Linked DNA regions of Homo sapiens: region 2 is linked to region 1. Evidence: chromatin contacts called from ENCODE Hi-C or POLR2A ChIA-PET data. All regions are on one chromosome and are shown on one strand. The core of a region is the stretch at or near the end of the contact, and the rest is flanking DNA. Distances in the headings are between cores, read along the strand shown. Region 1 overlaps HDAC4 (histone deacetylase 4). Region 2 overlaps HDAC4 (histone deacetylase 4).

Region 1 (3,122 bases), core at 74-2,573:
TGATGTTTCGCTCCCACCTCCCACCTAGCAGGCTCTTCTCAAGGTCCAGGGCTGTTGCTTTCTGCCTCCGGGTCACTTCCCCAAGGAAACCAGTTCCCACCATGCTCCCCCAGGGCTGCCAGGAAGGAGCCACGGGGAGATCCGATTATATCTCAGATCAGGCCTGTTGGCTTTTTGTTAAAATAATTTTCTCTTTTTTTAAGATTTTGAAAAGCTTCTTCGAGAACACAGGGAGACCTCAGGCCCTTGGGGCCCTCCTCAGAGTTAAGGTGCTGGCGAGGCAGTGGGTCGTGAAGGGAATGGAGCTGCAGGCAGGGCCCTGGCCTGGTTTGAATTCAGCTCCCTTATGTGGCTGAGTCACACGAGGAGGCTTCGGGGATGCTGCAGCTCTGGCTGTGCCTCAGTTTCCCTGGCCGCCAGGCGATGGCAGCGGCCTCACTTGTTCTCATACAAGGAGGGCCCGGCCCCGCCTCCTGATAGGAACCAGAGCCCTGCCCCGAATCTGGCTGCAGTGGACTCCCAGGCCCAAGGAGGCAAGAAGGATCAGCCGATTAACACCTGAGGGCAGGACGGGGGCCGCACTTTGGTGAGGCTGTCCCAGCTGGTGCTCTTCACCCTGGAGGCAGCTGTCACAGGGGATCTTGAGCTCTTGACAGGGAGGAGGGTGTGGCCAGGCCCTGCTGATAGCGAGGGCAGGAAGAGAAGAGACTCCCGTCTGGGAGCTGGTGACCTTGGACAAATTTCCATTTCTTTGTCTGTAGAGAGGGGCTGGCAACACTGTGCAGGGTCGCACAAGGCCCCACCCATGCCAGGGCCCACCAGTAGAGACCTGCTATGTCCACTCCCCACACCAGGAATCCCACCATCCTACAGATAGCGCACAGGGTGGACAGGAACATCCACACCCACCCCTCCAACAGTCCTGGACACCCGACAGCCCAGGGCCCAAGTGGCTGTGGCAGAGATGAGTGAGCACGTGGAGCTGGCGTGGCACGGAGGGCCTCTGGTCTCCTGGCTTAGTTTCTGCAGGGTCCCGCCCTGCAGGTTCGCCTGCCCTCCTTTAGAAGCTGGGATATTTGTGAACTTTTAATCTGTGCCTCATCTTACCCCCCGTTTCCTTTACCAGTTTTATTGGTGATACATAATTTTCAGGGGGGAATTCTCTAAAAGTCAGGCCCAGGACCCTCTCCTGCAGTGCCCTCTGGGAGGAGGGAGGAGGAAGGCGGGGAGGAGCCACTGTAGAGGCTCTTGGCACCTGCTTCAGGGATCTGGTCAGGACGGCTGTGCCACTGGAGGGCAGCATTGCCCAGCAGACACTGGCTGCAGGAAACTCCTTCCCCACGTCCCTTCCCTCCACAGGACCAGACAGCTGTCCTGCTGCCCCTTCTGGGGACTGCCCAAGGCCTCCTGAGGCTTCCAGAGCTCCATAACCTGCTTCCTTGTCCCTCCCCTACATGTGCCCCCACCCCCAGGAGGTTCCGCTGAGGCCAGGGGATTGGGAGAGGGTCTCTCAGCCAGAAAAGCAAAGCAAATGCAAGCAAGGGAGGGAGGAGTGAGAAAGCAAAGACCCTGGAAGAAACAGCCCGCTCCTCCGCCCGCCCTCAGCTCCTCCGCCCGCCCTCGGCTCCTCTGCCTGTCCTCAGCACCATGGGTGAAGGTGCCAGCCACGACTGGGCCAGGGGCTGGCAGAGGGTCCCCAGGTGTTGGGGCTGTGGGACAAGACCTGAGCCTGGCAGGATCTCAGGGAGAGGAGAGCTGGAGAAAGACAGGTGGCTGGGAGACAGCCACAGAGGCGGTGGAGGCCATACTCCCTGGACAGCAGTGCCTTGCTCCCACACGTGGGGCAGCTCTCCAGTGCGGGTGCCCCTCCAGGTTCAGAGCGAGCAGTGTGCTAACTCAGCCCAGGGGGACGTGACGTCACCCACCAGACTTCCAGTGCCAGCCTGCCAGGGGTCACTGGCCTCCTGAGATGGCCGAGCAGAGGGGCCATGGGTACGGGGCATGGTTAGAGTGGGTACCCGATAGGAGAAGATGGGGTGGATGGGGCTGTGACTTCCCCAGTCCGCGGACCACTTGGAGGCCACAGCAAGACCGAAGCCCAGGCCCGAGGGCAGGGCCTCAGAGTCAGCACCCCTTCTCTGGGTAGACGACTGCCTGGAGGCCTGGGGGGTGAGGCCCTCCCCTCACACTGCTGAGTTGGCTTCGCGTGGTGAGGAAGGATGAGAGTGGGCTGGGAGATACTTTCTGCAAGCTTGGGACCCTGTCGATACTGGCAGGCCGGCCCAGCAAGACGTGGCTCCCAGTGCAGCTGTCTCGCTCCCTGCCTCACTCCAGAGCAGGCCTTGGGAAGCTGCCTCACACGTTCTGAGCAGTCGGGGGTCCTCTGAGTATAGCCATGTGTGTGTGCGGGCCCCGCCCTCCTGCAGAGGCTTCCCGGGAGCCAGAACAGCTCCTGGCCAATTTGCTTGCCCAGCTTGGTTTGTCCTGCCTCCAGGCACGGTGTCCAGGAAGGAGAGGAGAAGTGGGTGGGCTGGAAGTCAGATGCCACAGAGACCAGGGCCACCACTGGGATTTGCACCCTGCCCCAAGCCTGTGTTTGCTGTAAGGAGCAAAGACTCCTTCTGTCTTATCCTAGGAATTAAAGGGAGACAGAAATAACGAGGTCAGCCTCCCAAGAAAGCAGGAAGGGGCCACCATCACCACCGCTCCCAGAGTGGCTCTGGAAAAGCCTCTCAGGTGCTCAGTCTGAGCCGTCACAATATTGCACGCTACAGCCTGAGCCATCGCGGTGTCCCGCACGCACAGCCCGAGCCCTTGCGGTGTCGCGCACCTGCAGCCCCAGCCGTCGCGGTGTCGCAGAGCTTTTGGGGCTTTGATCCTGTGTCTTTTCTGTGTCCATTTCATGTGTTTGTAAGGAGAGGGTTTTTCTACTTTTCTTCTTTGCCTTATTCTAACATCAACTTTAATTTGTGAATTTCATTTGTGGTCTAACGTCAGATCTCTCTTTCTGCAATTCAGTCTCTTATCCAGTGGGTCGCTTTTGAGTGGGGAGGACACACATGGCTACCCTGCCGTTCTTTCACCCAAAGTCCACACTACATGACCTGCCTCTTGGCACCGCA
Region 2 (3,263 bases), core at 322-2,821, 230 kb before region 1:
CAAGGACTGCATTTTCTAAGGAGATGGTGTTTTTAATGCCTTAGCCAGGAGATTGCAGGGGGCCGCGGGCCACATGTGTGGTTCTCTGGGAAGATTCTGCTCTGGAGCTCTGCTGAGGGATGTTATTTCAAACTTCAGTACTATCTTCATGAACAAAAGAACAACGTAGGTCTCCGTTGAGTTGCTCACATCACCCGAGAGAGCATGGCTTTGGTGCTCCTCACCCATGTCCAGATCAGAGCATTTAGGCTTCACCTGGGGAATGGACAGGGGCAGGAGCTGGGAGATCACTGCCCAGGGGTGGCTCTGTGTCCGGGGTGACCTGGACTGGGCCCATTGCCTCCTGGGGCTGAGGTTGCTTCCTTTCATCGGGCCCTGTTTCTTTAGAAAGATACTGGGCTTTGACTTTTGCCTTCTGTCGGCACCTGGCCCTGCAGCTGATGGAAACTGGCAGAGCAAAGGACTTCACTGGGACAGTGAGCAGTGGGGCAGCCCTGTGTTTACAGGCAACCCCAGACCCTCTTATGACAGAAGGGGAGGGCAGGGCAGCCGGCCTTCACCTGGATAGGAACAGCAGGTGGCTGATGTATCTGAGTTGGTATATTCATTCAGAGACATTGGTTAAAATTACTTGTCAATATAACATCTTTACCATTGTTTTCTTCAAAGCCAGATTCTGTATTTTCTGATTTTATGTAAACTAAATACATAGTTTTCTTAAATACAGATGACCTCTGCCTTCACAGTTTCTTTGGATACCTTTCAAGTCAGTTTAACACACATGCTCTCCGGAAACAAAACTCAGCCACTGGGGAACCGAACCTACGCTTTTGGTAGAATCTCAGCCTTGGGGGGAGCCTGGAGGCCCTGAGCCCTGGATGACACCTGCTCTGGAATCCTCCACCAGTGGCTTTTGAAATGTGGTTGGTGGCTGAATCTCACTTCTGCCTTGGATGCTTATGGAATCTTCTGGATGGACTGAGCTCAGAATCTCATTGAATACTGTGGTCCTCTCAGTCTGAACTTTGTACCTAAAAATCCACGGGAATCTCATAGCAGCTGCTGAGGATTTGGAGAACTCCCTTAGAAAAATAAAAGGAATTTATTTTTTCCTATTTTATGTAGTGGCTATTTAAATTTTGAACATCAAATGGTAGTTTTGGATTTTAAAAGCTCAGTGTGAATAAACTTTGAGCTCAGATGCAGCCGTTCTTTTAGTGTGTCAATTTTAATAGGTGTCATTTGATGTTTGCACTAGGGGGTTGGACGAAGGTCGGTGTGAGAATCTCAGGGATAACTGGGCTGCTGCAGGGGTCAGACAAGGCCTCCTGTAATAGGGATTTTGGGGCACTGATGGAATGAAGGGAAGCGGGAGGAGAGGGTAACGAGTAGAGGCTGCCGCTGCCCCAGTTGTATTAGAGGGTGGTGAGGGACGTGGTGGATAGGAAGCTGCATGGGCCTCCAGGAACTCACTGCACTGGCTTTGAGTCGCGAGAGAGGTGCCACGGGAGGTCTAGAAACCGTGCATTTTGGGACTGAGATAAAACACGTCCAGCTGGTGGCACAGACCAAGCCAGCTGGGAGCGGAGTTGTCTCTCTGTGCTTGTCTGGAGTACCTGCCTGTGCTCTCTGAGCAGCCTCTGCACCTGGCTGGTGGGCGGGGCTGAGCCTCACCTTCAAGGCTGCAGATTCCCTGGCTTTCGGTGTGCTGGGGGATGCCTTCTGCATGGCCTGGCTTTCCTGGGATTTCCAGACCAGATCCACCTCTTTCTCCCCTTTTTCTTTGTCTTTCTGCCCCCGAAGAGATAGCAGTGTACAAAAACAAGCCAGCATTTCTTGTTCTCTTGCTATTTGTAATTGTCCCGAGCCTGGACTGGGTCCAGTCCGCTCATTTATTCTGCCAGGGCCCAGTCTGCAGATCTCAGCCGAAGCCGGTTGTCCTGCCTGGCTCGCTCTGTTCCTGGAAAGCTTTGTCACGCACAGCCAGGGGCCACTTTGGGTGCATCCTGTCTCCCCCGTCGCCGTATGTTTGGGAGCAGAAGTTGGCTCTGGTCAGATATGTGGATGTTAATTTATCCTCATTCTTGGAAGCAAGTTGGGAGCTCAGAGGAAAGGAAGAGCCACAAAATGTCAAACCCAGCAGCGGCCATCTGACTCGGTTGCTCATCGCTATAATATGTGATTAAGATGGAAGTGTTTGATTTCCTCGCTTGCCGGATTTAGGCCTCATTTTGCTTACTCCCGTGAGTCCTGATTTCTTCCTGTTAGAGAGAGGAAGTTTGCAGCGATAACCGACTTGCAGTGGGGTTTTCTGTGAATGGAGCTTGTATTGGTGCGATGTGTGGCGTGGGAGTCCCCACCGGTTAGTGGCTTATGCAGGGTGTGAGTTTCTCTCAAAGTGGACGTTTTCTGCCTTCCCGGAGCCAAAACGTTTATTTCGCCGGTGAGTACAGCTGAGTCTCACGTGCATCTGACAGCAGTGTCTCCGAGCCTTGCCATTTCCTCCACTCCCTCCCTTGGAGCCGTTTGTGTGACAACCTGCTGTTCAGTAAAACCAGTTTAGTGGAGTGGGTGTGTGTTAATTCTAGTCCATGTGTTTAAAAATCAATTCATATGATGAGAATGGCACTTTCCCCCGTGGTCTTCCTCTCAGTAACCCATAGCCCCAGTCCAACCATGGGAAAAACATCAGACAAATTCCAGTAGACACCCTTCCTACAGTCTACTCTTGCCAGGCCCACTCGATATGCCAAGGTCATCAGAAACAAGCATCCTTTGAGAAACTGTCACCACCAGGAGGGATCTCAGGACATGCGACACCTAAGTGTGATGTGGAATTCCTGGATGGGATCCTGGATGGATCTTGGAATACAGTAAAAGACATTAGTGGGAAACTTCAGGAAATCCTAAACTCTAGAATTTTAGTTAATGACAGTAATGTCAGTATTGGTTCCCAATTGTGACTAACATACCGTAGTAAGGTAGGATGCTAATAATCGCGGGGAATGTGCAGGTGGTATTGGTAGGGTATATGGCAGCTCTCTCTACTGTCTACTCAAGTTTTAATAAAATATGTCAAGAATTTTGAGTTCACAAAATGAAGTACATTTATAGATACTCTCTTTTGCTTAATGTTTGTTCATGAATGGCTGTATACTGTAGTTACTTTAGCACCTAGCTTTTACAGTTTTTCCTTTGGGGACTCTTTTTTTTATGGTTGTGCATGGATGTGGTAGAGTAACTTAACAAGTCATTGTTGGTGG

Evidence for each region. Hi-C counts contacts between places; a loop is a spot of excess contacts on that map. ChIA-PET counts read pairs that join two places held with the same protein, here RNA polymerase II (POLR2A). Pooled maps may share reads with other maps.
Region 2: a pooled map shows a loop between it and region 1 (2.5-fold over the local background). The contact joins two enhancer-like sites. A Hi-C loop is called at or near these places in 1 of 50 pooled maps. POLR2A ChIA-PET finds 5 or more read pairs at or near these places in 2 of 52 experiments (K562 and WTC11).

What each region holds. Positions count from the first base shown.
Region 1 is chr2:239,104,677-239,107,798 of GRCh38, reverse strand. The region is part of intron 15 of HDAC4 (histone deacetylase 4); the gene reads left to right. Among named protein-coding and RNA genes, the nearest start is that of MIR4441, 20 kb to the right of the region's middle. Within about 2 kb of position 1,323, at least 2 of the 41 ENCODE cell types and tissues checked have a DNase peak (open chromatin) inside an H3K27ac peak, as active enhancers do.
Region 2 is chr2:239,336,464-239,339,726 of GRCh38, reverse strand. The region is part of intron 2 of HDAC4 (histone deacetylase 4); the gene reads left to right. Among named protein-coding and RNA genes, the nearest start is that of MIR2467, 14 kb to the left of the region's middle. Within about 2 kb of position 1,571, at least 5 of the 41 ENCODE cell types and tissues checked have a DNase peak (open chromatin) inside an H3K27ac peak, as active enhancers do.